Regions from separate parts of the Homo sapiens genome. Here region 2 is linked to region 1. A link is a loop called in an ENCODE intact Hi-C map of the cell type or tissue named here. Cell type or tissue: chondrocyte. All regions are shown on one strand. Each heading gives the region's core, and the rest is flanking DNA. Links, peaks and the distances in the headings are about the cores only. Region 1 holds the start of PRKAG2-AS2 (PRKAG2 antisense RNA 2). Region 2 overlaps PRKAG2 (protein kinase AMP-activated non-catalytic subunit gamma 2).

What was found. A loop is a pair of places that touch in the nucleus more often than their neighbours do. Peaks named below come from ENCODE experiments on the same cell type or tissue, not always from the same donor. Only the 100,000 strongest peaks of a DNase experiment are listed, where the experiment ranks them.
Region 2: it touches region 1 in a loop (4-fold over the local background); 12 of 110 quality-filtered maps call a loop at or near these places.

Annotation. Positions count from the first base shown.
Region 1 is chr7:151,798,240-151,813,416 of GRCh38, forward strand. The region is part of intron 1 of PRKAG2 (protein kinase AMP-activated non-catalytic subunit gamma 2); the gene reads right to left. PRKAG2-AS2 (PRKAG2 antisense RNA 2) reads left to right here and starts at 8,099. Exons shown (of 3, transcript NR_171033.1): 1 at 8,099-8,797; 2 at 9,133-9,396; 3 at 11,010-12,581. In chondrocyte, for the core only: no CTCF peak of the experiment used is centred there; DNase peaks (open chromatin) are centred at 10,852 and 12,382.
Region 2 is chr7:151,854,269-151,869,445 of GRCh38, forward strand. The region is part of intron 1 of PRKAG2 (protein kinase AMP-activated non-catalytic subunit gamma 2); the gene reads right to left. Among named protein-coding and RNA genes, the nearest start is that of PRKAG2-AS1, 15 kb to the right of the region's middle. RefSeq lists enhancers at 1-213, 214-734. In chondrocyte, for the core only: no CTCF peak of the experiment used is centred there; a DNase peak (open chromatin) is centred at 7,813.

The sequences.
Region 1 (15,177 bases), core at 6,879-14,878:
GATCCACCTACTTTGGCCTCCCAAAGTGTTGTGATTAGAGGTGTGAGCTACCGTGTCCGGCCTGTTTTTTTGTTTGTTCGTTTTTTGTTTTTTGAGATGGAGTCTCACTCTGTCGCCCAGGCTGGAGTGTAGTAGCGCAATCTTGGCTCACTTCAACCTCCGCCTCCCGGGTTCAAGCGATTCTCATGCCTCAGTCTCCCAAGTAGCTGGGATTACAGGTGTGAGCCACCACGCCCGGCTAATTTTTCTATTTTTAGTAGAGATGGCGTTTTCCCATGTTGTCCAGGCTGGTCTTGAACTCCTGGGCTCAAGGGATATACCTGCCTTGGCCTCCCAGAGTGTTGAGATTACAGGCATGAGCCGCTGTACCCAGCCTGAATAAAATGTACTTCCTATTGTGTTGTGGGTGAAAAAGTCTGAAAAATTCTGCATTAGATAAGCTTTGAAATCATGCAGGTAGATTTCAGGGAACAGAGAAGAGCTGACCTTCTGTCCCCGAGGTGTCACCAGAAGTGTGGAGCAAGGGGTACCATCTGTCCTCCTCTCCTGGCTGAAGCCCTCTGACCCCTCTCCGTACTTTATGCCCAGAAATACACATGGAGTTAAGAACACAGAACATCACATCTCTTTATTACCACAAGGGTGTGGTGATTCCCTCCCTCCTCACCTCTCACCACCACCCCCATCTGCTCCTCCCCTGGCCCTTTGACATGCAGGGTAGCTTGGCCTCATCCCCAGGCCACCGCTAGACCCAGAACAGCAATTACACCTTTGGGGACAACCACCAGCCCCAGCCCCCTGCCGAGCGGTGCCTGTCAGCTTCTGTTCCCAACTGGCCCGGGCCTGCTGCGGGTGCCCTCACCTCTAGCGCCTAAACCCAGAGAACTGGGCAGTCACAGGGTGTTAGGATGGAAATGGCCTCAGAAATTCTCCAAGGCCCTTCTGTTACAGGTGGGGTAACAGATGTCCAGAGATTCAAGCAAGTTGCTCAGAGCCACATGGTAGAGCCGTGACTCAGCCAGAACCAAATCCTGGTCTTGCAACTTCTAACCAAGGTCCCTTTTGATCATGTCATGCTCTTATAGCTGCTTCTGACTTTCTAGCTTGTGTTTCCACTACATAAGCTGGTAACAGTAACTCTTACAGGATTGCAACGGGCTGGCCATCCCTCGCACGGGCCTGGCTATACTGGGCACATAGCAAATGTTCTAATTCTATGAAGCCACTTGGGTTCTGCGGGCACCTTTGCATCTTGTCTCCAGCGACAGCACAAAGCCCGTGCTCCAACTCCCTTTCTGGTGTCATTTATTGTACATGAATCTGTGACTTCCCCAGAGCCCTTCAGTCTGTGATCCCAGCCACGCAGGCGGCAGCCGCTCCAGGAACTTCCCAGGAACCATGGAACCTGTCGTGTCCTCCAGACTGACGGGCGCGGACACTCTGCATGGAGGGGCTCCAGATGCCACCGGCCAGCATCTAGCATCTAGCCAGCAGCGATGCATAAAGACCAGCCAGGTCAGGAGAAGGTGTCTGCTACTCCCCATTCCAGGCCACACCGCCAGGGCCACGCTGCAGGCAGCTACCAGATAGGACATGAAGGTGCCTGGGAGGTATGCCGCCCCCTCCAGAACCTCACACCGGCCAAAATCCCTCACGGGTGGGCTAACAACACTCACAACAACCACACTGCTAGCTCTTTTAAAATTTTACTTTTTAGTCTTTTTATAAGTTTAATTCTTGTTTAAAAAGATAAATTGAACCTCTACCCCCTCAGTGAGGCAGGCCTGGATCTAGATTTCTGCCTAACCAGCTGTGTCATTTGAAAGTCGCCTCACGGGCCGGGTGCGGTGGCTCATGCCTGTAATCCCAGCACTTTGGGAGGCCGAGGTGGGCGGATCATGAGGTCAGGAGATCGAGACCATCCTGGCTAACATGGTGAAACCCTGTCTCTACTAAAAAATACAAAAAATTAGCCAGGTGTGGTGGCGGGCACCTGTAGTCCAAGCTACTCGGGAGGCTGAGGCAGGAGAATGGCGTGAACCCGGGAGGCGGAGCTTGCAGTGAGCTGAGATCACGCCACTGCACTCCAGCCTGGGCGACAGAGCGAGACTCTGTCTCAAAAAAAAAAAAAAAAAGAAAGTCGCCTCCCATCTCTGGTCGTCAGTTTCCTCCTCTGAGACAGGAGGTGTCTAGACTCAACCCCTCCAGCTCCTCCAAGGCCTTCCCAAAACAAATTCTGTTCCAGGCCATCCCACCTCCCAGCACCGCAATGACACTCCTCCTTCGAACACATCCAGGTGGGCCCCAGGGCCACGCTGGTCACTGCCACCTGGTGGGTACAGCCTGTGTTCAGGCCCCAAGGCATGAGCAGTTCCAGGACAGAGGCAGGACAACCACCAAAGGATGTGATGGCAGCCAGGGCTTGGGTGAGGGAGGGAGGGAAGGGCAGGTGGTGCACAGGGGATTTCTAGGGCGGTGGAACCGCTCTGCATGAGAGTGTAATAGTGGACACACAACATCACACACACGACATCACACATTTGTCAAAACCCACAGAATGTACACCACCAAGAGTGAGCCCTAATGTCAGCTATGGACTTCGGTTAACAATAAGGTATCAACAGAAGCTCAATGGTAACAGAGGTGCCACAGTAATGCCAGACGCAGACAACAGGGGAGATTGGCATGGGGGCTGCAGGGTCAGGGAGGGGCAGATGGGCACCCTCTGAACTTTCCGCTTCAGGTTCTGTAAACCTAAAACTGCTCACAAGTAAAATCCACTAAATTTTTAAAAAGCAATAGCAGCAAATGGCCAGAGATGGCCTCAATTTCATCTGCCAAACAACTGCCCATCACGCCAGGCCTGGACCACCCACCCAGCTCCTCAGAGATGCTGGAGGTCATAGGTTCCCCAGGAAATGGGAACTGGAGAGGTCAATTCTTCCTGTATCCACGGCTCCAGGTCCTTCTAGAACACAGAGAAAGGTGCATGCCATGCTCCCAGGCTCAGGGTCAGAAGATTAGTGGGATCCAGTCTGAGGCTCAGCGCTCAGACCAAGAAGATAAATGAGACCAGAGACACTCAGAGATTAAATACCTTGCTGGGGCTGGGCAGCAAGGAAGCTGGGAGAAGGGTCTGAGAACCCAGGTCCCCATCTCTCAGGCCCAGGCCCTTGGCCCCCAGGCTGGGGCAATGAGGACCAAGTACAGAGGGCTCCAGATGGAGGCCAGGGACCAGCTGCAGGCACCAGGCAGCCTCAGAATGTCTGGAGCTGGGGGACCCCTCACAGGGCTCGCTGGGCAGCTGGTTCATCGGGGAGACTACGTGGTGCAGAAAAGCTTGAGTTTCTTGGTTGGGGACTCAAGGCTGCAAACCACGGCGCTAATGAACCTAAACAAGGGAATTTGCTAGGTTTTCTTATTTTTGGTGTTTTGTTGCCAACAAACTCATTCTGTTCTAGAGGGGCTTGTTATATAAGGAGGAGAGGGAAGAAAACTGCTGAGATGTGAGGCCAAAGTCACCAGAGGAGGAGAGACTTCCAGATCAGCTGCTGCGCCAGCTGGGAGTCAGGTACAAAAAACAGGGGGTTGTTTGCGTCTTTGTTTTTTCAAACAAGAAAAAGCAAAAAGCCTGCATCGCATGTCCTAGGAATGGGGTTAAAAGTCGTCGTCTCTTGGGACAGAGTTTGGACGCCTCTGTGAGCAGGGCCTGGTCACTGAGGTGTCCCTGACTCGTGTCCTGTGTGCAGGATGGAGTCTCCATGCAGCCCAAGCCTCTCTGCAGGGCCTGGTGGCTGCTGAGAGGCAGAAGGAAACCCCTCCCTGAGTGTGGCCTCTGCGTGTGTCACCTACACCTGTCAGAAGGGTTTGGGATCTTTCTTTCTCATGGAGAAAGTGCAGAAGATTCTGGGTCAGGCCCTGTGGGACATCCCTAGAGCCAGAGGACCGTCCCCTTTGTGTAGTTTGTCCCTGGCATTGCCAGTGCTTCTGGTTTCACTCTTGGTTCTCAGCAGTGGATCCTAGAAGCCCCCTGGATCATGAACTTCTGCCCTTTGCACTCATGAGGCCCAGGGACACCTCCCTCTGCTTGTGCAACACGAGGCTGCCACGTCTCAGGTCTTCGTGCCCAAAGTGAGTGGACTCTGACCTTCCAGGATGGCCGAGGGTGCCAACGTTTCCCAAAGATCTGTTTTCAGACTAATCTGGGAGACAGCCTTTGGAGAGGTCCGTGAAGAAGAAAGGGGAACTCCACAGGTGGAGGGGAAACCGAAGCTACCTGAGGGATACTCCCCACGGCCCACCTGGCCCCCTCTTAGTCTGCACTGCCCTATTTTCATGGCTTAAAGGGCAGAATCAAAAGATCACAGTAGGTCAGTTCTCCCCAGGCTATCTGTGTGCCCAGCCTAGAGAAAGGAATGAACATTGAACAGGGACCTGCTGGCTGAAACCTTCAGTGGTTGCTTCCTGCCTGCAGAAGGTGTCGGACTCTGCCTGGCATTCAGTGCACCCCAGGACACAGCCCTGGCCTCAGCCTCTCCTTTCTCCCACACCGCTCTTCTGCAGCAGCCACCTGACCTACACGCTGTCCTGGGACACCCTCTACTCCTCTTTAATCCCCCCGTGCCAGCATTCCTCAAAAAAGGGGGCTCAGGACTCCCACAAGGTTAAAGTTATCATAGACATATATATGATATATATATAAGCAATATGATATATATATATATTTTTTTTTTTTTGAGACAGGGTCTCGCTCTGTTGCTCAGGCTGGAGCGCAGTGGTGTGATCTCAGCTCACTGCAACCTTCACCTCCTGGGTTCAAGTGATTCTCCTGCCTCAGCCTCCAGAGTAGCTGGGATTACAGGTATGTACCACCATGCCCAGCTAATTTTTGTATTTTTAGTAGAGATGGGGTTTCACCATGTTGGCCAGGTTGGTCTCGAACTCCTGACCTCAAGGGATCTGCCTGCCTCAGCCTTCCAAAGTTCTGGGATTATGGATGTGAGCCACTGTGCCTGACCTAGATAAGTGATTTTAAAGGTAATAGCTGGGGAGCCGGAATTCCTTGATTCTGATGATTTGCGATTAAAACACTTTGTATAGGAATTTAAGGCGATCTTTATCATATTGGGGTTCAAGGACAGCCATCAGTAAGAAATTTTCTCCCTTCAAAGGGAGGCTTGTTACAAAATTTGAGCAGCAGTGGCTCACACCATTCCTTCCTACCTCGAGTGTCCTGACCCTTTTTCTCTCACCCATTTATATCCTACTCATTCTTCAAAAACTAGCTGATTCCCACAAATTTACACCAACTTTTCTGAGCAGTCCAGTTGAAAATGATATCCTACTCCATTGCATTTTAATGCCTAAGAATTTAAAATCAGTCACGTATTACCCATTTGCTATTTACATATAAATTGTATCTCTGTATAGATTGTGAGGACTCTGAGAGCAACGGCTATATTATCCAGCTTGTTTTTTTTTTTTTAAGAAGTAAATTCATCCAGCTTGGCCAACATGGTGAAATCCCATCTCTACTAAATATACAAAAATTAGCTGGGCATGGTGGTGGGCGCCTATAGTCCCAGCAACTCAGGAGGCTGAGGCAGGAGAATCATTTGAACCTGGGAGGCAGAGGTTGCAGTGAGTTGAGATCGCGCCACTGCACTCCAGACTGGGCAGCAGTGCGAGACTATGTCTCAAAAAAAAAAAAAAAAAAAGTAAATTAATAGGATTCAAAAGTCAAAACATAACAACCTGTAATTGAAGAGTCATACCCTTGGCCCAGCCATGCCATGTCCCCAGAGGAACCACTTTTAGTTGCGTAGACAGCTAGGGTTGCTTTATGCAAATGCAAATATGAAGGCTGTTCCCTGTCTCTTATCTGTTTTGCTCGTGTCTTACTGCCTCGCCTATCTGGGAGATCTTTCAATATCAGCACGTAGGGATTTGGGGGTATCCACGTCATATGCTTTTGTCTGGAATGCTCTAGTTTAACCAGTCCCCTGTAGGTGACGCAGGCTGCTTTCAATCTTTGGCAATTACAGAGAATTAATACAATAAAAACTTGGTCCATACTTCATATTTCCAGCATAAGTTCCCAGAAGTGTGGCTGCTGCTTGCAGGTCAGTGCATTTATTATTTCTGCCACGTGCAGACAGGGGGAAGGGCCCCTTATAAAACCAACAGATCTCGTGAGAACTCACTATCACAGAACAGCATGGGGGAAACCACCCCCATGATTGAATTACCTCCACCTGCTCTCTCCCTTGACATGTGGGAATTACAATTCAAGAGGAGATTTGGGTGGGGACACGGATGTCACCACGAGCCCTCCTCAGCATTGGACAGTTTGCTCTCCTAACTATGATGTAGGAGAGTCTATTTCCCGCACTGACTCACCAACAGGCTATTTTGTTCAACACCTGGACTTTTGCTGGGTTGGTAAGACGTGGCATCTGTGTAACCCAAATTGACATTTGTTTTCTTTATTCCGTGGTGTTCCATCGCGGCACAGAGTCGGCACTTGAGGTGGCATCCTGTGGAACTGCTTCTCAAACTGCACGTAGGACATAGGTCATAAAATCCACTCAGGACACACAGGTTTTGTTGCGGCTGCTGTTCATAGAACAAAACCAGAGCTCCAGGAGTTTTCTGGGATGTCTATATCCAATAGGTCATGATGTGAAGTTCCTCGCCGTGGCTCACTGTCAAAGTCTGAAAGCCGCTGCGGAAGTGGCTCAACGCATGGCAGGCACAGGGGCTCCATGGGGTAAGTAGCCCACAGGACAGCCACTAGGAATGTGGTCCCTCCCTGCATACATGTGCTGTCTCCTGTTGAGTGGGCGAATCTGTTCCTCCATCCTTGAGTTGGGGCAGCTGTGCTCAACAGAAATGCAGCAGAAACCACACCACCTGACTTCTGGGTTAGGTGAGAAGGAACCTCGCAGTTCCTCCTGGATCTCTTGTAATGTCTGCCGCGGGTGAAACCAGCTGCCACGTTAGGAATCTGCACCAAGACCACCATGTTATGAGGAAGCTCAAGCCAGCCACGTGGAGAGGCTGCACGGATGGAGAAACAGCTGCACGGCCAGCCCCAGGGAGTGATGTGAGAGTGAAGGAGCCTCTAGGATGTGCCAGGCTCAGCTGCCACCTGACTTTTCAAATAGGAGGAACCCCCAGTGAGAACTCAGCTGAGCCAGATGACTCCTAAATCCATGAAAGATGATTTCAAATCATATTTTTAAGTTTTGGGGTGGTTTGTTATGTAGCAATAGGTGATCTTGTGACTATGTAACCCTGGGAAAGTTACTTCATTTCTCTGTTTTTTAATCTAAAAACTGGGAATCATGGGAGTTCCTACTGGAAAATGAGTTAACATATAGAAGTATAGAACCACATATGAGTTAACAAAGACATGGCTGTGATGCCTGGGACTCATTTGGAAAACATGAGTTATCACTTTAAAATGCTTCACTGAGTTTAGAGGCAATATACTATGATTACTGAACCCAGGGACACTACAGATTCTTCCTTCTCAGAGCTTTGATGAGAGGAAAGAGGCAGATTCCACCTTACCTTCAGGTTTGCCAAGATCCTTCCCCAACGTACAAGTGAAAGGGAGCTCAGGAAGGCAGAATGAAGGGACACATCAAATCCTTGGTGACAAAGTTTAGGACAGGCTGGGCACAGTGGCTCACGCCTATAGTCCAAGCATTTTGGGAGGCCAAGGCAGGCTGATCACCTGAGGTCAGGAGTTCTAGACCAGCCTGGCCAAACCTGTCTCTACTAAAAATACAAAAATTAGCTGGGCGTGGTGGTGGCCGCCTGTAGTCCCAGCTACTCAGGAGGCTGAAGCAGGAGAATCGCTTGAACCCGGGAAGCGGAGGTTGCAGTGAGCCAGGATCCCACCACTGCACCCCAGCTTGGGCGACAGAGCGAGACTCCGTCTCAACAACTATGACAACAACAAACAGTTTGGGACAGAGAAAAATCCCTGTAAACTTCAAGCCTTTTGGGGTGCTCTTGGGTGAACTCCTAAATTGCTCAAGGGCTAACTTCCTCATTTATTATTAAAAGAAAAAAGAAAAAGGCAGAGGCCAGTGGTGAAGGCTGGCGATTTCTGGTCTAGGGTGAGAGATAACAGAAAGTAACAATGGAGGCTCTCGCAGTGCTCGCAGGCACTCAAGGAACGGAAAGGAAATTGCACATTTCACCCGTGACTGCATAGGCAAACGAGAACAGCAAGTCTCTGCTTTCAGCTGGAATGTTATCAACTTCGGTCACGCTGATTATCTCAGGCTGATCAGGAAGGCTGGTACCAGGAGTGAGTGACTAAATGAAGAAATTACTAATTAACAAATGCTTGGGTGGACAATCCTTCAAAATTTAGGATCAATGGGAGGAGACAGAAGGAGTCTTGGGAGGATTTTTAAAATATGCCAGAGCTGGCTGGGTACAGTGGCTCACACCTGTAACCTGAGGACTTTGAGGTGGAGACGGGCAGACCACCTGAGCTCAGGAGCTCAAGACCAGCCTGGGCAACATGGCAAAACCCTGTCTCTACTAACACTATAAAAAGTTAGCTGGGCGTGTTGGTGCATGCTGTAGTCCCAGCTACTCAGGAGGCTGAGCCACGAGAATCGCTTGAACCTGGGAGATGGAGGTTGAAGTGAGCCAAGATCGCACCATTGCACTCCAGCCTGGGGAAAAAAAAAAGCCAGGCCTCCTAATGTACTCATTTAAACATCACTTGTGTCCACCTGGGTTCAGAATTGCGCTGGACATGGGATACACAAAGGTAAGACATGGACCCACCCTCAAGTCTGAAGGTGGAGGTGGGGAAGGGCAGAGGCTGTAAAGGGTCAGAGGGACCTTGTGGAGTGGTGGAAATGTTCCAGATCACACTGTGGCGGTGGTCACATGACTGTGCACACTTACGACAACCCATCTAATTGTATACTGTCAGTCAAAGGGCATTATATGTAAATCACACCTCAATAAAGCTGACCAAAAAGTGGCCAGTCAGCCACCAGCAGACCCATGGGATAGGGGAAGAAAAACAAGCAATCTACAGAACGTGGGAAAATGCCTATATTAAGAATCCTGGAATACTCCATGTGCTTTTTCATGCAGCGGGAGTGGAATTTTCAGGAAGCAGCTGTGCTGTGGGTGACGGTCATACTTTATTCTCTAAAACTCTCCAGTTTCAATTGGCCTCTTGGTGCCAAAGCACCATGGCGTGTTACACCTATCAGATCGGGCACACTGCCCCTTCTTCCCAACCTACGAGCTGAAATGGCCAGCACTGCGCCTTCCAGAACCCAGCGTAGATGCACAGCTGCCACGGAGGTAGGAAGAATGATTCGTTTGCCACCAAAAGCCCAGTTTCTCCAACAGGTAAGTCCCAGCAGGGTGCGATGTCCCAAACCTACACAACCGTTTCCACTGCCTATTCCCGGGCCCCTCACTTGGGTCAAGGCAGCATTTCAGAGGAAGCCAGGAGCGAGAACTCGTGCATCCGAACCCTTCTCTGACTTGGCGGGTTATTGGATTAGCTACTCTCAGAAGACCCAAAAGGCATAGGGGAGAGAAGAGATAAATCTGGATGCGGTGGAGACAACGGCCAAACAGAAAAACCGCTTGGAGAATAAAAGTCGGGGGAAGCCTGTAGTGGGGACGCTAGACTCAAGGGAAGGCTCTGGAGGAAGGAAGAGGCTAAAGGCATAGTTTCGTAACCCCTCCCTACAAACTACCCCCTTTCCCTCTGCCCAAGTGAGCACAGGGACCGCCCCGCAGCAAGACGACGGCAGATATTTAAAATGTGAGGAACCCCGGCCACAGCGGGCGGGGCTCCCCACCCATCACCTAGTGTCCTCACTCACTGCACTCCAGACTTTGTCAAAGTGGTGGCAGCTGAGTCCAGCACCAGAGATTGGTGATGCTCGGGTTGATTTCATTGTCAAGTGCATCTGGCAGGACTCTAGTTTGTCGACAGTATTCCAGACAAGGTGTAGCTGGCTGAACCGCAGTGCCTCGGCATTTGGGACCATTGAAAAATACTCTGGATTCTTTTTTTTTCTTTTGCAATTGCACAAGGATTTACTTATCTCTCTTCATGGGTGAAACTGATTTGGGGGGAAACTGCTAGACTCAATGACCAGTTGGACTGTAGGCAAGAAGGCCCATGATTTTGTTCCTCAGATAAAAGAGCAGCAGGGAAACAGGAGGCCTCTCTCCTGCAAAGCTGGTCCAAAGTGCACACAAGGCATGGCTGAGCGCCTGGTGATGCACAGTCAGCAGACGGGCGAGACCCAGGAACGTGTACTGTAACAAGAGAGTCTAGTGCAGGTTGTTGGGGGGGCTTGAGGCTATCCGCTGACATCTTTTCTCCCCAGTCAGGAGACAGTAGGGGAGATGGTTCTCATAGATCAAGTCGGGCTTTGAGAAGGAAGGTGAACAGGAGAAAAAAAAAAATAGAGGCCTCAGAAAGCCCCTCCCTCCCAAGTCTCTCCTCACAGGCGAACCACGACAGATGGCTGCGCGGCCTGAGGGCCGGCCTCCAGGCAGCCAGGGAGGAGCAGCTGCAAGTCCTGCAGTCTGTGAGACCCCCGAAGGGTCTGGGCCAGCATCCAAGGCTAAAGCCTTGGCTATCCTAACGCCGCAGTGGGGCACTTAAAGCTCCTCACGCCCAAGCCCAGGCCTGGTGGGAGCACGGTTCTCTCCCGCGCTCCCCCTCCTCCCCACTCCACGGCCACCCTTCCTTCCAATCGTCCCCCTGGAGTTCGTGTTGGAAGATGCCAGTGAGCACGTCTCAGGGCTCTACGCCTTGCACGGATGAGTATGGGGTGACTCAGAGGGAAGGGGTGGTGGCAGATGCCTGCAGCTGGCTCCCAGCCAGGTTTGGCCATCCTGCGTAAATGCCTGCCTTGGGTCTTGGCCTAATACTAAGGGCAAATCCCAAGAGGGGTGAGTGGGCTTCTGGAATCTGAGCAATTCTGCTTTCAAAACAGGTGAATCCCTAGGCCAGCCCGGCCCCTTCCCACACACCCCTACCCCGAGACGGGTGCAGAATCAGCAGCGGGGATCATCCAGAGACTCTCGCAGTCCACGGCAGGTGTCGGAGTGGGCCTCATTCCAGAGTTGTGGTGGCCGCTCCACCTGGCGAGCTTCGAGGGGACTCCGGCAGGCGCTCGCTGTGGGGTCCTCCCACCAGTCTTCTCAGCACAGGAACGGTGCCTTCACATTGGTCTTCCGGGGCTTAAAAGCATATCATTCCTGCTTGCTCTTCAGATGCAAACTCCCCCTCCAAGGATACCTCCAGGTTCCCTGCCAGCTCACTTGACTCACATGGCAATGGTCACCGGGCTGCCTGAGCCCAAATCAAGCACCGTTTATTAGGGGGAAGCTCCGTTATCCAGAAAGCTCATCTTTGAAGAGCTACCCATTTCCTGCCAAAGTTGTGGCGGGAAGGCCTTAGGTACTAGAAAACCTTGGGGAATGGCAATTAAAGGATTATCATTCTTACTTATTTGTTTGGATAAGCAGCAATCACCCTTCGGATGCTTATTGGTGAGAATATTTCTAAAAGTGTCCTGCACATTTCCCTGCTTTGATGAATGGAACGGCAGGGCAGGATTTAACTGTCTGATGGCTACGGTTTTGGGAAAGTGCCAGAACCTCCACGTCAGCCACCCCAGAGCCACAGGCAGGGTATGAGCCACAGCAATGGGCCCCAAGAAAGAGCCCCACACCCACCATGGTCCACGGAAGACGCTGCTTACTGGCCCCGGGTTACCTGGAGTCATGTGCATTCTCCTTACATCAAGTGAAGATAATATTTTGTTTCCTTCCCACTTTTTCTCTAACACAAGCCACCCCAGTTCTCCCTTCTGACAACAGGCAAGTGGACCCTAGTAGACCTTCCAGAAAAGCCTTAGAGAGCACCCCCAAATGCTCACATTTGTCAGCTGTAATTCCACCCTCAGTTAAAACCTGATTCTCAATGTGACTTGGCCAACGCAGCTTGCAAAGCAAGAACGTCTTCATCTAAGGTTGAAAACATCAGTTGTTTGGGTTGTGAGAAAAGAAAAGCCCACAAGGTTTCCGAGGCTTGGTGCTGTTTCTCACTGTCCTCAGCTCCTGATTCTGCAGCTGGTTCTCTCTCCAAGCACTAGCAAAACCCTGCCCTAGGAGCCCCCAGACTCTGAGAGCCCATGACCAAAAAGAAAAGGAAAGCCAAGTTGGGGAAGAACAGGGGCCCCCAACTCCACAGCCCTCCACTCTGCCCAGAGGGCCCACCCTGGGCTGCCTGGAACCCCCTAAAGTTGCCACCCCCGCAACACAGTAGTGGGGCAGTTCCTGGCAGCGCCTGCAGCCCATGGGCTGGCTCTGTACCCGCAGCCCCGCCAAGCGTCTGTTATCTTATTTACTGGAATCTGCACAGCCAGGCTCTAGCTCACCGGTGACTAAGGAGCTGCAGCCATTATTACCAGGCAGATGGCAGACTCCCTAAAAGCAGACATTAAACAATAAAATGCCACCACATACCTTGCCCACAAAATAAAATCAAAACAAACACCTAAGTCTGGCTTTGCTTTTCTTCTGCTCTCTCCCTACCTCCCCTGGGTCAGAGCACAGGGGGAGAGGTGCACGGGGCACCGAGAAGGAAATTTACGATCGAGGAAGACCATACGGACATGCCCAGTGACCTTCAGAAGGTGGCAGTAGCAGAACCACCATGGGACCCCAGGTGGCGGAGAGGGCAGACCCTGTCCATGTGTGACAGGTGGGGCAGAACCACCAGCTAGGACAGGTGGGATTGGAAGAACAAAGGAACGACAGGGACCCTGCAGAACCCACAGCCCTCTCGCCTCAGTCGCCTGATGAATAGTCAAAGTGCTAAGACCTGGAGAATTCCATCAAAAACTCAGTTGCTCCCACTGCTTTGGAAGGTGTTCTGCTGGGCTCTGCCAGGACAGGCCACGGCTGACGGCTCACCTGAAGAGAGGGACCTGCTATTTATGAAGCATCTATTATGTGCTGGCAGCTGCCCCTTACTCCTGCAAGGCAGGTACTGTCTCCATTCTTAGAAGAAAAATCAGGCTCAGGAGAAGGAAATAATTTGCCCGTGGTAGCCAGGGGGTGAACAGCAGAATGCTCTGCCAGGCCCAGGCCACGAGGCCTCTGGGGTGAAGAAGGAACACCCCCCAGTTCTTGGGCATCAGGTGCTTGTGATTCCATTCTATTTTTCTCTTAACTCATAATTCAGTAATTGAGGCTAGAGCTTTGCCATCTCACATTAAACCCTTTTAGGACTCCAGGGCCTTAACTCACACTTGTGGGAAGGATGTTTGGTTCAGGCCAATGAAAGGCTTGGCTGGAAAGCCCACAAAGCTGACAGGTGTGCAGGGCTGATGACAGGTCAGTGCACTGTCCCACTGGTGCCGGGCTGCTGAGGCTTCAGGACAAGCCTGCCCACTAGGAAGGGAGGGAAGGTATTGAGCCTTGAACGAGCCACTTACCTGTAGGTCCAACCTAGGTTTCCTGCTACGTCACCAGCCCCCAACAAGAGCTAAAGGTAGGTTTTCACTACCGGACATTCACCATGTGGCTCATAAGTACAGTTGGAGGGACAACTTTGGAGTTGTCCGAGGGCCCGAGTTTGAGCTCTAGTTTGCCATTTACTGGTTATGCAATCTCAGTAAATTATTCAAATTCATGGAGCCTCAATTTCCTTGTGTAAAAGGGAAATCTCCCAGGATCATCATGAAAATTATAATAATTAACATTCATGAAACTGCCACACATGGTGCCAGATGCCTAATAATCAATCAATCAATATTTACCAAAATATGCAATACAGACAGCTAACAGCAGTGTAAGAGGTAACGTAGAGACAGATCCTTCTAAGAAATTAAGACCCCTACCTGACTGCATTAGGAGTCATCAATTGAATCTACCGACAAGAATTGAACACAATTTAATACAAAGTAATGCATAAAACAAAAGTACAGGCATTCACCTTCATTAGGCCTGGGCTGAGTCTGAGAGGAGGTAAGGGGGTTTGTTAGAAGGGGGTGTGGTGAGACTGGTCTGTGGGGCATCTCTGGGGAGGAGAGACCTGAATACTTTTAAAGGAAGAAAAAGATCTATAGTTTGAAAGAGCGCTGTGAAGGAGTTGGATAAATCCAAGATGGATTCCATTAGTTAACAGCTGAGCTGAAAGAAGAACACAAAATTAGAAGCCGCAGTTCCAGGGACCCCTGGTTATCCAACACTATGAAGTGAGGAGGTCAAGACCAAGCATCTTCCTCTTGTTGGAAAGGCCAATGCCTGGGACACAGGACTCAAGAGTTTGTTTTGCTAAAGTGCTGATGTTTAATTTCACCCTGGGACAGGACCTGAAGAGAAGCCAGAGCTGGGTAACAAACACGAAGACCAGGCTTAGGGACTGGGTCCACCCAACCTCAGTCCACCAGCCTCCGTTCCCCTCCACCACCCACCCCACTCCCAGCTTCAAAAGAACAGGCTGGACCGCAGGACACCTGGCTTCTCTTTCCAGCTGAATCCCTTTGTGACTTTAGGCAAAGAAGATTAAATATTTTAGATTTTCAATTATGTTCACTGAATTTAACCACTGAACCCTCAGTTTCCTCATTATAAGCGTGTGTCTCTCAAGGCCTACTACTGCTGGGCTGAAAAAAAAAAAACCACACACACACACCTGAGATTTATCTAGTCCTTGGAAGTTTCCATGCAAGTTGGGGAAGCAGCTGGAAGGTGAGAAACCCCCAGACCTAAGAGGCCCACAGTGAGGCCCCTCGGGTGAGTCGGAGCCTGCCCAGGGTGTGTGGAGCCCCAGGGTGCCGGCTCACTCTGACTGCGTCCCAGGGAGCTTCCCCCTCTCACTTACTCTCAACTATTCACACCTAGCAGTCCCCGAATTCTCGATTTATGTTTTGGGGCCTCCTGCCTGCATCCTGGTTGTATCCCTAGGCCTCTCCCCATCTTCCAACACCTACAATCCGTAACGCCATCAACGCTGGATTCCCTGCTAGCCCAGCCTTCTTCAATTGTTTACTATCACCTTTGCTCTCCACCTGGGTTGAAAATTCAGATGCACAGAATCAAGCCTCCCCCCAGGAGGGGGGTCAAGCGACCCCCAGGTCACTCCTAATC
Region 2 (15,177 bases), core at 4,055-12,054, 53 kb after region 1:
CATGCCTCCCTTCCCCCCACACACATGCACACACACGAACACACGTGCACATGCACACACACGTGTGCACACATAACCCTTCTGGACTTAGCAGCACACGGACCAGCTGGATGCTTGTGGGGCCTGAGGGTGGACAGCTCCTCCACGCCATCAGGGCTGCTGTCTGAGACCTGCCCCCAAGAGCCTCTGGCCAGGACGCAGCCTTCCCCCACACATCACAGGCACAGGGAGGCATTTGGAGCGCCCGAGGATAGGGCTGTGTGACATCCCTGGCAAGGGCCAGGCAGCGGGAATCCAGCCGCCAAACTCGAGGGCCTCATGGAATGCTAATGGCTACGGACAGCACTGCCACAGGCTTGAGTGACATCACCTCAGTTTGCACAATTGGGCTGAGACTGGAGCTCAGCCTTCCTGGCTCCCACTCCTTGAGCTCAGGGCATGAGTACGGCCACAGAATCAGGGTGCCTGGTCCTTAGGGCGCGCCTCCTGTGATTCTCACACAACGGCCTCAAGAAGGGAGGCAGCGGGGGAGTCACGGAAGGAGGGCTCAGTCAAAGAAAGGACACATCTGAGCAGAGGGATGGCCTCGCAGCCCAGTTCCAGGATGGCTGAGGGCTCCATACTCCAGGGCTGGAGCTGGGGAAAGCACACACACCACTTTACACACACACCACCCTCCACCACTCTCCACATACCACCCTCCACACACACCATGCTCCACACACACCATGCTCCACACACACCACCCTCCACACACACCATGCTCCACACACACCGCCCTCCACACACACCATCCTCCACACACACCATCCTCCACACACACCATCCTCCACACACACCACCCTACACACACACCATCCTCCACACACACCACCCTACACACACACCATCCTCCACACACACCACCCTCCACACACACCACCCTCCACACACACCACCCTCCACACACACCACGCTCCACACACACCGCCCTCCACACACACCACCCTCCACACACACCACCCTCCACACACACCACCCTCCACACACCACCCTCCACACACACCACCCTCCCACACACCGCCCTCCACACACACCATGCTCCACACACACCGCCCTCCACACACACCGCCCTCCACACACACCATCCACACACCACCCTCCACATACACCATGCTCCACACACACCGCCCTCCACACACACCATCCTCCACACACACCATGCTCCACACACCACCCTCCACACACCACCCTCCACACACACCGCCCTCCACACACCGCCCTCCACACACACCACTTTACACACACGCCACCCTCCACACACCACCCTACACACACACCACCCTCCACACACGCCACCCTCCACACACACCACACTCCACACACCACCTTCCACACATACCACTGCAGACACTGGGATGTTTTTGCCAAGCAGAGAGGCTGCAGGCAGAGAGGCATGGGCTGTGCCATAGGGGAAAAGTGGGTGGGTGGGGGCAGGCAGAGGGGTGGGGGCGGCAGGAACCACAGGGATGGGTAGAGGCTCAGAGCCACACCTGCTCCAGACCATATGGACCTCACAGATGAGTCTGTGTCCTCGCTTAGGCGAAAGCTGAGCTCCATGATGCTATGTGCACCCTGTCTCCATTTCCAAAAGGATGCTTGCAATGCAGTTACATAAAATACCTTGAAAGGAGGAAAAACAGTAGCCACAGGAAGATAAAGTAAGGCGGTCTCTGGAGAGAGGTTAAGACACAAAAACCCGTAAGTCCTACACACTCGCCAGACACAGGCCACACATTCTGCCCTTGGGGTTTCTCCAGCAAATGAAGAAAGAAGATTTCTTAAAAATTATAGCATACTCAAGTTTGCTACATGGCATATCATGGCAAACCTACATAGGGTATCATTTAATTCTCATGGCCACCTGCAGGCAGGTATTCTTATTGCTGTTTCACTAACAAAGCAACTTAGGTTCAGGGCCATCAGGGAGCCTGTCCAAGGTCACACAGCCAATGAGAGGTGTGGCAGGAGGGAAACCAGGTCCCCAAAGTCCTGGCTCCCCGTGGCGATCTTTCCAAGGCCCGCGCAGCCGAGGACGCAAGCACAGGTGCCACGAGCACGCTGGAGTGGCCCCGAGGCGGGCCCCTGCGGAGGCTTGCAGCTCCCTGGAAGGTATTTTGCCTTCTTCATTGCCCCAAATTAGGATGTAGGGGGAGACGAAAAGACGTCCTGCAGGGAAGGGCGTGGATTTTGGAGACAGCCACACCGGGTTCAATTGGCCTCGCCGTGGCCCTTAGGCAAACAACTCATTCTATCTGAGCCTCCGTTTCTCCAACTGTAAAAACCGGGTGAATACTAGGAACAGGCAGAGTTGCTGATGAGTTAAATGGCAAAATATGTGAAAGACGTTAAGTCTGGCACCCACACCGAATATAACTCAGTGAATGCCCGCATCTGAAAAACAAGACCAGCCACACACACGGTCACGGCGTCCCCACCGGAGCACGGTCACCTGTGCCTCATCAGCCACGTGGCCGCCACAGGGAAGAGAACTGGATCGCAAGGCAGGTGTTTCAAGTCTGGTGAAACCCAGCTCTAAGGAAACAAGATAAAGGAGGAGAAGATACAGGACAGCAGGCAGAAGACAACAAGAAGGGCGGAGAGAAAACGGAGCAGAGAAAGAGGAAAGAAACAGAAAACGGTGACAAAAGAAACTACTGGACTGCAGCCCAAAGTCTACTGCTTTCAGCTTTGTGTAAAAGGTGGTATCTTTTAGGGCTCCAGAGACACTAACCAGTGTAATTTTTGCAGGCAACATTAAAACAAAAAAACAATCCTAAGACCCATCTATTTGCAATTAGGCAAGGGCTGATCATTGCTGGAAAAAAAAAAAAAAAAAGCCCACAGGGAGTATAAGGGATGGGCACAGAACGCGCAGCATCCTGCGGAAGACGGTGTGGGAGATGAGAGCCAGAAAAGGTCAGTGCTTTTTGCTGGGTGACATTCAGGACCTTTCTGCTCCTGCCAGCTCCCAGCTCCCAGATCACTGAGCCCTACAGAGTTCTGCACAAATGAGGAATGAGGCCGATGCCCAGGTCCGCCTGTGAGAGGGGGCTGTGCCCAAGGTGGACCCATCAGCAACTGGAAGTACCAAAAAAAAAAAAAAAAAGACTTCATATAAATGCATCTATAGTCAGCCTATAAAAATGGTTGGAAAGCAACAGCCCACTCCTCTCCACGCATTTTCTCGGGTTGCATGCTGCCTTCCGGCACCATCTGTCTGTTCAGCACAGCGGTTGTGTGTGGGCTCAGGCGCCAGACGGCTCCGGCTTGATGCCCGGCTGTGCCACCCCCTGCCAACGGCCTCTGCTGTGCAGATTTTCCCATCTGTAGAATGGGGACAATAGCAGCACCAGCACACAGCTGTGTGGGGATGAAGTCAGCTGCCACCCACGCATGCTGAGGACCTGCTGGCTTGGGAGCGCTCGCTCTCTTTGTGGTCACTGTTGCTCTTCTTTTCCCTTCAGGTCTGAACTGAAAAGTCATCTGAACCAGGTGCCACCTCGCTGGAGCATCAGAAGGCGGGCATACAATTTCTAACACCTTCTATACAATCCCAAACGGTGATTTCCTGTCACTAGGAAGGAATGGGGCATAGGAGACAAAGAATTGCGGGTTTTACTCCTTTGGCTGCTCCCTAAGGGGTACAGGGTGCTGGGACTTGCCTCTCCCATCTCTCTTTGGGAATGAAGCGCTCCTTTCCCCCACTGCTGGTGGTGCTGTGGCCCCTCGGCTGCCAGCCCCTTATGGGGACAGCCCAGGCTGGAGGAGCCACCTTCCCAAGGCCCCAGCCTCTTCCACAGTCAGCTACATCCACCAATGATTGTCCCCAGCCCCTGCTGCTACCCAGCAAGGCTCAGAAGGGTGGGCTGAGGCCCTAGCTGAGACTGTGGGGCAGCCCAGCCTCTCCTGCACCGTGCCTACCCCTCCCCTCCCCTCCCTTACACTCCCCTCTCCTCCCCAGTACTCAGCAGCACCCTGCCAGCCTCGGCCACAGCTGTCCCCAGCTGGCCCATTGAAGAGCCCAATCTGTACCACTTGGTGGGAAGGTGACTGAAGCTACTGGCTCCTTGGAGCTTTAAGCAGTATGGAGATTATTTTTATTTTTGTTTATGCATACCTTGTGTCACTTTCGGTATCCAGGTGTCATAAAGATACGTGTCAGGGATTGGACTAGGTAAGCCTCAGTGGATAGTTAAATACCCATATCTCCCACACCCCATTATTCCCCTCCACTATTCACCTGCCCACACACACACACCACCCCTGTGCTACAGGAAGAGAGAGTCACAGGGAAAGGGAAGTCCTGCCTCCTCAATGGTCCTGGACCATGGCCATGCCTGACACCATTGCTGCTGGAAGAAGGGGTGACATCGTCATTCACTTCGGCCGTTTCTCGGCTTCCTGTGATTTGAAAGTTTTCCAGTGCTGAGATGGGTTTGGTTTGAGCCCCCAATCCAAAGATGCTTTGCTGGTAGCTAGGAGGTATTCAGCAAGCACCTGCTATGCAGAATGCACAGTGTGGAGCACTTGGAGGGACCATAAAGATGAACGGAACACGAATTCTGCCCCCAGGAGTCTTGATGGAGCTGACGGGCACCCTAGGCCTTGTCTCGCCCCTAGGAGGCCCCTCTTCCTGCTCCTCTGCAAGGCTGGCATCGACAGCAGGTCCAGCCCCATCCCTGGCCTCAGTGACTCAAGGGGAGTTTTCAGAAACTTCTCAGATCAAGGAAAGCTCAGAAAATCCAGTGTCTCCTGAGGAGAAGCCAGACCCTGGCCAGGTGTCTCTGGAGTCTGTCACAGAACAGATTCAGGAAAAACAGGTCGCTGGGGCCTCCAGCAAACAGCCGATACCACATCTGTGTGCATCGTCCTGTGATGCCCAGGGAATGGGCTTCGAGGGTGCTGCACAGCTGTGGCACCAGAGAACACTCCGCGGGGAACGGCGTCAGACGGGGCGGGGCGAGGTGAGGCCCGCAAGCCAGTCCCTGCTGCACACGGTAGCGAAGGCGGAAAGCTGCGGCAACACCTTCCCACCATCTCTGTGAGGTCTGTGGGTGGAGAGGGTGGGATGCGACTGCCAGCCCCGTGGAAAGGTATGATTCTCCAAAGAAGACAAAGGTGCTGGCCAGGAATCATGGTCTTCAGAGTGAGGGCAGCGCCCAGCACATCTCTCCGTGTTCACTGAGACACAGCTAAGACACACACTTAAAGGGCCATGGGATTAGCGAATAGGGAAGACTTCCCAGGGGCGAGGACTGTGAGAGTGGAGGTGAGTAATCTGGCGGCAGCTGCCTGAGGCTGTGTGCCCAAGCCCGGCTGGGTCTGCTGCCAGCCACAGCCCACAGTGCCAGAGCTGTCCCTTGGCGCCATCAGAAGCTGAGTGGCCTTGGATACCTTCAGCTCCCCTTCTGCTCTCATCAGCCACTTGCCAGCCATCCTCTTGTCCCAGTGAGAGCTGCAGGTTAAGGCACCGAGGATGTATCTCCATCTCTGTCCAGTGCCAAGCAGTTGAATGATCTGGTAAACAGCTGTCCCTCACTCCCATTTAGGCAGTAGTCATCTCAGGGTATCAGCTGGAAATCCAAGGCCATGGGAGTCACCTGAGTCCATGCCGCTGGAGGGACGCAGGGTTGCAGGACACGAGTGCCCATCTTCTGATGTAGTCCAAGATTCCCTCTCCGCCACCTGCAGGTGGGACTGTGGGCTGGGCTGACGGAGGTGGCCGGGCACCTGGAGCTGTAGCAGGTATCACAGAAGCCTAGAATGCTGGACCCGGAGGGGCCCTTCCAGTCACTAACAGGGCTCCATCTGCCTATCGGATGCTTTCATCCACCTTCCATTAAGCACATTAACCAGCAGCTATGATATGCCCAGCCACTGCCCCTTCTCCAGCCTCCGTGGAGCCCCTCCTGCTGGAGGCAGGGCAGAAAGGGGGCACCAGGACAGGCCCTCGGACAGGCAAGACCACAGGCTGGGCATGCTTTGCGCCATTTGCAGCAGAGAGAACCAGAACTTCTTGCAAACATCTCACTCCTCCAATACCACACACGGCCACCTGCATCTCTACATTGCTTGTCCTTGCCCACCCCCTCTCCTCCCTGGCATCCACGCCTGTACTGGTGGACAATCAGAGACACGCACTGATGGGTGCCATCTGTGGTGCCCAAGGCCTCGCCTGTGGAAGGGGGTGTGGGTTTCATCTCCCATTGGGAATGAACCAACCACAAGACAGAGAGAGAGAGCACGGCCCCCAGCTCACCCACCCCACCCGAGGCCCACTGCAGACTGGAAGGAGATGACTTGGGAGCCTGAGTGTTCTCTAAAAGCCCCATATTTATTTTCTGGAGTCAAGGTGCAAAGTCCCCATGAGTTCCCCATTAGACAGCAAATGCCCCAAGGAGAAGAGGACAAAAAGCATATTAACCTGATGAACTGATTCCCAAGGATGCCTGCTGTGCCCTACCTCTCCTAGAGGGCACTGTTCTCGCCCAGGGAACACTGTCTCCCCTTGTCTGCCCACCTGTCTTCCATGCCATGACCCTACTGGGGTCACGTTAGGCTTGTGGTAGAGGGAGGTGCAGGCAGACGAGACTCCAAGGACCCTAAAGTCCCAGTATTCTGCTTCTAGGTAGAGCTTGCCAGGTTAGATTTCTGCCCGCCACCTCAACTCTCTGCAGCCCCACCCCAAGACTTTGCCTTCAAGTTCCTGGCACGTGGACCAAGGCCAAGCCCATTTCTAAGCCTTCTCACTCTCAGTTAAGGGCTCAGTACCTTCAGCCCTGGGGGCTCAAGCTGGCTTCACTCTGGGGTCAGGACCTTGGCCTGTCTCAGTGTGAATAAGGAGACCTATTGAACAAATTTGCAAATTATTCAGCCAAAGCCTAATGAGGGATTAAAAAGGAAATCTCGTTCAAATTACAATCAAAGAATCACCTGCAGGACGGGCATGGTAGCTCATGCCTGTAATCCCAGCACTTTGGGAGGCTGAGGCGGGTGCATCACTTGAGGCCAGGAGTTCAAGACCAGCCTGAACATGGCAAAACTTCATCTCTACTAAAAATACAAAACCTGGCCGGTCATGGTGGTGCATGCTTGTAATCCCAGCTACTGGGGAGGCTGACACATAAGAATTGGTTGAACCCGGGAGGCTGAGGTTGCAGTGAGCCAAGATGGTGTCACTGCATTCCAGCCTGGGTGACAGAATAAGACTCTGTCTCCAAAAAAAAAAAAAAAAAAAAGAATCACCTCCATTGAAAAGAATAAAATTATCTGAAGCTGGGGACATCCCCAGAAAACCTGGGATGGGATGGTGGCCACAGCTACATTCTTAGGGTCGGTCCTCCCATGGGCGGCTTGTTAGGGAGAGGGAGGCAACCCTTCTAGACACAGACATCCTGCTCTTTACTGTGGCATCTCAGTCATGCTCCCCCAAGTCCTGTGAGGTGGGGATTATATTCTGTATTTTACCGGTGAGGAAACTGAGGCTTAGATTGTGCCAGTGAACTGCCCAATAGGACACAGGGGGCAATCATTGACACCGGGGTTGCGACCTTGGCCTCTGGCACCCAAACTCATGCTCCCTCCCTAGCAGCCACTCTTCCATTGGCAAGATAAAAACCATCCCATCTTCCTGCTCACACACAGGACTCTGTTCTTGAGAATCTAGTATGAGGGACGGCTAGGTCCATGCCCGTCCCCTCAGTGGACGGATGCTCCCTCCTCCAATGGCACCAGGAAATAGAGAGGTCCCTGAAGGGGATGAGGCCCGAGGCACTGGCATCTGGCCCCCGGGCTCTGCATTGCATGAAGGTCTAGGCGCCCGGCCCGTCTCCAGGCAGAGGACCATCCCGCCATGGCAGATGCCTCCTGCCAGACACAGGATGCTGTACTAGTCAATCAGCCTGAGCCAAAGCCCAAGTAACTTTCCCAAGTGGGAGGTGAAGGAAAAAAACAAATAACACAGTAATGTGCCTAAAATCTGCCCCTTTTTTTTCTGGCCAGTAGATTGGATGGAAAAAAAAATGCCTCTTTTTGAAACCAACAAGACATGATTTGTCTGAAAATGTTCTCTTTGAGGTATGTGGCTCCCACAAGATTTGTAAAAAACGGGTTCACTCAGATTTTTCTAAATTGGGTCGTCGAGTTAACTAAGCATTTCCATTCTCAAAGACGGCCCCCATTTTCTTTCTTTCCCCCTCTGTTAGTTAAGCTTCTGCATGTCCTCACCATCATCATCATCATTGTCAACATTCAGGTCGGCTGTGTGAGAGGTGGCTTCCTCAGGGCTGGGACATGACAAAGTGTAGACGCATGCCATCTTTAAAGGAGCTTATGGTTTAATTAAGGAGACAGGCTGGATACTTCGAAAGAAAAATCGTGAGATTTTATGAGAAAGGGACGCGGTGCCGTGGATGCCGTGGTGTGGCTCCCGGATCCCCAGGCGCAGGGAGCACTGGTAGGTCCCCAAGTGCAGGGGGCACTGGTAGGTCCCTGGGTACAGGGAGCACTGTTAGGTCCCTGAGTGCAGGGAGCACTGGTAGATCCCTGGGTTCAGAGGGCACTGGTAGGTCTCTGGGTGCAGGGAGCACTGGTAGATCCCTGGGTTCAGAGGGCACTGGTAGGCCTCTGGGTGCAGGGAGCACTGGTAGATCTCCGGGTGCAGGGGGCACTGGTAGGTCCTGGGGTGCAGGGGGTGCTGGTAGACCCCAGGTGCAGGGGGCACTTGTAGGTCCTGGGGTGCAGGGGGCGCTGGTAGATCCCTGGGTGCAGGGGGCGCTGGTAGGTCCCCGGGTGCAGGGACCACTGGTAGGTCCCCGGGTACAGGGGGCACTGGTAGACCCCAGGGTACAGGGGGCGCTGGTAGATCCCCGGGTGCAGGGGGTGCTGGTAGGTCCCCGGGTAGAGGCAGCACTGGTAAATCCCCAGGTACAGGGGGCACTGGTAAGTCCCCGGGTACAGGGAGCACTGGTAGCCACTGGTACTCAGCTGAGTGCCTGGCTGAGACTTGCCCTCACCCGACGGGATCCGCCTCACCCAAGTTCACATCCCCTTCCCAGGGACAGTGTGGGAGCCCTTTGCCTCAATCTGGGACAACTCTGAAGGGTCATCCCAGTTCCAGAATGCTCCAAGGGGTCAGCTGAGGCCTTTGGTGTGAATGCTTCATCGCCCTTCCCCTCTGCTCAGTCCAGCTTGCTTCCCTCTTTCACCACTGAGTGGCCAAAGCTAGAGGCACAGACTCACCAGCTGAGCATAACCTTCAGGTGAAGGTGACAAAGGCCACTGGAGGGCAGACCATCATTTAACAAGGAATAGAACCAAATATGAGGCCAGCACGGTGGCTCACGCCTGCAATCTTAGCACTTTGGAAGGCCACCGCAGGAGGACTGCTTGAGCCCAGGAGTGTAAGAGCAGCCTGGCAAGATGATGAAGCCCCTTCTCTATGAAAAATCAAAAAATTAGCCGGGCTTGGTGGCACCTGCGGTCCCGGCTACTGAGCAGGCTGAGGTAAGAGGATCGCTTGAGCTCAGGAGTTCCAGGCAGCAGTGTTCGCACCACCGCACTCCAGCCTGGACTACAGAGCAAAACCCTGTCTCAAAAAAAAAAAAAAGGAACCAAGAACCAAATATGTCCACCTGCCTTTATGCTGTATTTTATCACAGTAGTAAACTCTATGCCTGCATGCCTCTCCTACAGAACATCGCTTTGAGCCTTTCCTGAGAACTGATATTGCCACATCTAGAGGAGAGGAGAGAGGAGGGAGGTGATAGAGAATGGAGTCTGGAGCCCACAGCCCTTGTCTTGAAATAGCACGAAACAAGCACTGCTGTGAACTGGCTTCCTGACCTCCAGCCTCAAGAGCAGGCATCTCAGGCAGAAAGCCACAGGGCCGGCAGATGGCAATGCTGGCTCCCAGAAGCCCTTCCCTGACCGTAGCCACAGCAGCTGACCAGCCAGGGTGGGACTCCTCTCCTCCCAACACGCCTCCAGTGCAAAGGCCCAGGTTCAATCCTTGCTTCGCCACTGGCCAGCCATGCGACGTGGCAGGTCACTTAACCTCTTGGGGCTGTTTCCTCATTATACGGCGGTCCAGGGTGCAGCTTCCTGTTTCCCTTCTCCCAGGGGCTACCATGCATCCTCTGCGCCACTTCCACACCTGGCAGGTACCCTGCAACCCTAGAGGGGAGGTCTCCTGGCCCAGTTCCTTCCCCAGACCAGGTTGGTATCGCTGCCCAGCATTTCCCTCTGTCTTTGAAAATACTCTATTACCTATGCCCCAAGGTCATGTCAGAAATCTCAAAATACACCTAACATGCAAAGCAGAGTGGTGAGGAGACAAGCGACCTCTCTGTTCTCCTGGCGCTGGCAGCTCCCCAGGGGTGAAATATCTCCTCGGACACTCACTCATCTTCAGTGGTGCAAATGGGAGGGCTCAGGTGACACTCTTAAAAGTCCAGCTTTGGAAGGACCCAGGCCCCATCACTGCTCTGCACGCCCCTCACCCACAGCCCCTTAAAGCCACTTGTCCCCAGGACAAAGCAGTTTCCATACAGCCGTGGTGCTTGAGCCAAACGGAGACTTAGGCTCCAGCCCTCTTTTTCAAAGTGTATATATGTATATTACATATTACACATATTACATATAGGATATACTTTAAATAGCATATGATTAGATAACAATTTTATATAATACTAATTATATAATATATGAATGTATTATATATGTAAACAGATCTAGACAGGTTAAGTGACTGGTTCCGCTCAAATCCTTCTGGCCCCTGTGCACATGACCTTGCTTTCCATCCACAGGCAGAGTCTGTCCCTCCATCCCTTGAGTCTCAGCCGTGTGACTTGCCATGGCCAAGGGGCCTGAGGAGCCCCTGAGCTTCAGGCTGGCCCTCTTGCTGCTGCCTAGACGGCCTGCTGGACACACGGCCCAGTTGTCCCCGCGGCTCGGCTGGCATGGAGCCGACTGGGCGATGGGCAGACATGCAGGCGAGGCTGTCCTGGGGCCCAGCTGCTGGCTGACCCCAGAGATCGGCCAAGCCAGCCCCAACCACGAGAACTTCCCAGCTGACAGAGAGAACAGTGAGAAAGAATAAATTCTGTGGCTTTCAGTCCCTATGTTTTTGGTGTTTTGGTAGCAGCAGACGTGAACTGACAGGGTGACGGCATGCCCCAGGTTAAGCCTTGTGAGGGGAGAGAGGGGCCCATGTGGATCACAGTGAGACCCCTGTGCCTGGCACACAACAGGCTGCGGTCAATACTGGATGACTCAGTGAGAAGAAGCCCCTAGACAGGTGACAGAGGCGCCAGGCAGGGCTTCCTGATTCCGAGTGTAGTGTTCATTCTAATCTCCATTATTTAAGAAGCAAAAACAACAAACTGAGAAAGAAGAACCAGAGACTGGAACCTATGAAAGTGGAGAAGAGGCCGGGCGCAGTGGCTCACGCCTGTAATCCCAGCACTTTGGGAGGCCAAGGCGGGCGGATCATGAGGTCAGGAGATTGAGACCATCCTGGCTAACACGGTGAAACCCCGTCTCTATTAAAAAATACAAAAAATTAGCTGGGTGTGGTGGCGGGCGCCCGTAGACCCAGCTACTCGGGAGGCTGAGGCAGGAGAATGGTGTGAACCTGGGAGGCGGAGCTTGCAGTGAGCGGAGATCGCACCACTGCACTCCAGCTTGGGTGACAGAGCAAGACTCTGTCTCAAAAAAAAAAAAAAAAGAAAAAGAAAAGAAAGTGGAGAAGACAGGTTATTTATTTTTGAGATAAGAAGGGTAAAGAATAACCTTCAATGACCTTCATCTAGAAAGGGGCCAAGTGAAGCGTATGGAGACCTGACACACACAGGGCAAACCGAAGGGAGGCAGCAGACGCCGCCCTCTCTGGGCCCACCGTCCAGCCTCAGCCTGACCGTCCAGCCTCATCCCCTACCCCAGGGAGGCCTTGGCTGCTCGTGGGGCATCTGGGCCATAGCCAAGCAGAGATATCAAAAACCTGACAAGACACAACAGAGACTTTTCTCAGCAGGTTGGGCTAGAATGGTTGTGAACCTTACACTGTCTTTTCTACATTAAGGATAATAAGACTAATAACAATACTAATATTTCACATATTACTTTAGAGATAAAGAGAGACGGCTCATATAAAAGCACACGTCTGGCATATAACAAGTGCTTCAGCAATATTAGCTCAATCTGTTGAAAACCATGCCACCCCAGATGGTATCTGATACAATCAAGAATATTGATCGGTCATCAGCACCATGAATGCAACTCCCCATCAAGCGTATCTAGGTTGCATGGAGGAAGAAGGCTCTCTGGGGTGCTTATTACAACATATGCTATAGATGAGGATGGGGCCCAGGTGATGTATGCTTCAAGCCCACCACCCCATGGCTGCTGGCATGGCTGAGGTGGTGAGCAGGGTGGAGCTGAGTAAATGGTTTCCACATTAGCCCAATAGGCAAATGGCTGTGTGGAGCCTGCCTGCCTGCCCGTCTTCTGGAAGTTGAGCAGGTGACAGAGCTGTCCTCCCACCCCCACCCCTCGCACACACCTCTGCACCCCTGGCCCCAGGAGGCTAAGTCTTGGTGGCCACCCAGGAGGGGAGAGCAGGCAAAGAGGAAGTGCTCTGGACAGAGGGAGCAGGCCTGGGTCCCAGAGCTGCCACACCAGCCTCTGTCACGTTACGTTGGTTTTCTCACAGCCCCTCCACACTAGAACTTCCAGCAGTGGGAGGAGGGGACGCAAGGAAAGACCCAGACCTTGGAAGGGAGTGTCAAAGTGCTGTGGGCAGTGGGACGCTGGGACCCCTTCCTGGGGCCTTGGCCACCTCTCCAGGCCATGCCATGGAGCCCCTCAGTGCAAGCCCCTGCCCTACAGCTCTATCGGACGGAGGCTGTGGCTGCGCTGTGCTTTGAGGGCAGGGCCCTGTTGGATTAGGTTCCTGGGCTGTGATAATGCGGCACCACATACTGGGGGCTTTAAAACAGAATGGATTCTCTCATTGCTCTAGAGGCCAGAGGTCTGAAATCAAGGTGCTGTGAGAGCCACACGCCCTCCGAAACCTCCGGGAGGATCCTTCCTTGCCTCTTCCACCCTTCAGCGGCCCATATTCCGAGGCTCGTGGCAGCAGCTCTGCAATCTCTGCCTCCGCCCTCACAGGCCTTCTTGCCTGTGCCTCTGGATGCAACTTCCCTCTTCTTAGAAGGACTCCAGGCATAGTGGATGAGGGCCGGTCCTAATGGCCTCATCCTAATCTATATGTTAATCACATCTGCAAAAACCCCATCTCAAAGAAGGTCCCATTCACAGGTATGGGGTGCAGAGGGTGTGGGACTTCGACCTTTTTTTTGGAGAATCCAATTCCATCGCACTGTTCATCTTTGTGTCCTCGACACCCAGCCCAGTCCCTGGAAAGCACACAGAAACGAGTTGACTGGTTTCTGGTCCCAGCACTAACCCTGCGTAAACATAGTTCTTAGCAATGGCTCTCTATTTCTTTATTCACAAGTGGAGAATTTGCATCCTATTTTCTCAAATTCTCCCCTCACCCTGTTGCATCCTTCTTCTTCCCCTCCCCAGCACAGTGGAGGTCACTGCAGGGCCACCCCCAGCAATGAACTCCCCTGGAAGAAGGCCAGCAGAGCTGCAGGGCACCCCCCTCCAGGACCAGGCCTTTGGCTCATGGAAAAGACGCTGGGAGCCTGGGGTTACGGAGCAAACTGGTCTTTGTCGTGCATTCATCAGCAGCTTCACTGCCAGGTCAGAGTATATCAAAACACAGAGGCCCTGGCAGACGCCCCAAAGCCTGGTGATAGCCGATTGGTCCGTGACCAGCCATGGGTTGGCAGAGAGGGCTTCCTGTCAACAGGAAGTAAAGGACAGGGATTAAATTATTTTCAAAGTAGGTAGTGGAAGAAAGAGATGAGTGAGATTCCAATTAACCATTCCAAGGCAGGGCTAAAATACAGTTCCACCAAATCACCTTCTTCTACTGGGGAAGCTCAGCTCGTTAATAGCTAACCCCTTCCTCTGGTCTGGGGGCATAAGCCATGCAATGAGTAACAGTGGGGGCTTCTAAGAACTCCGTATGGTTAAGCCCGAAGGACGCAGCTGAACTCTCAGGTGGCCCCTCTGCTCATCTCAGAGCGAGTCACGGTTAAAGAACCAAGCAAAGTCACCACTCTGTTTCAACGTCACAGCTCAGCTGCCCATCGGCCTTTGTTTGTTGCGCATTTTAAACGACGTTGACAGAACTGTGGGGTTATCAGGATGGGCTGGTTCACCGTCCTGAAAGGACGGCAGACAGCTGGTGCTTCATCGGTGATCACGTTCATTGGTCCCATTTTGGCCGAAGGGAGGGCGGAGGGAGGAGAACGGGTGAGCCACATTCTCACTCGGCTCCTGTCAGTGTCTGTGGCTCTACTCGGTAACCTTAGCAGCCCCCATAAATGTAAAAAGGTGCCTAGAAACAGAAAGACACTGGCCATGAGCTGAATACACCAAAATCAGCTCTTATAGGAAAACAGGGAGAGCAAAAGAAAATAAACAGCCAAGAAACAGGAATATTTAAGAGCACATGTATTTGCCTGAAGGTTTTAGAAGATACAAACTGATTTACAAATTACGTAAGCGAAGTCTGAGTAGATGAAGAGGCGTTGGCAAATAAAAAGTGCTTCCAAATGATTTCTTTCGCCAGTCTAGTGTTCAGCACAGTCCAAATTGCAAACCCTGAGTGCAAACTAGCAATATTGTTCTGAGAGGTTTTATTGGGGGGGGCAGTTCAAAGAAAAGAGGCAGGAAAAGACACTAGCAATGCACTGAGACTCCTAACAAGTTTGTGACATGTGAAAAGATGCAATATCGATTGAACCCACCAACTCTGCTGGCTGCTGCTTCTGTTTATGTTAATTCAGTACTCGAGCTGGGAAATCATGATCCAGGATTTAACTCTTTGCATTCATCAGTAGGCTGCTCCTCTGCAGTATGTAGAGCCTCGTTTATATAAGAATCTTGGAACCCTCCACAAAGAGGTACCAGGACCAAGCGCGAATAGGGCAGCGGGGGCTAGATGAGGGCAGAGATGCATATTTCACCTCCACTGTAATTAACCCTGTCATCTACCATGTA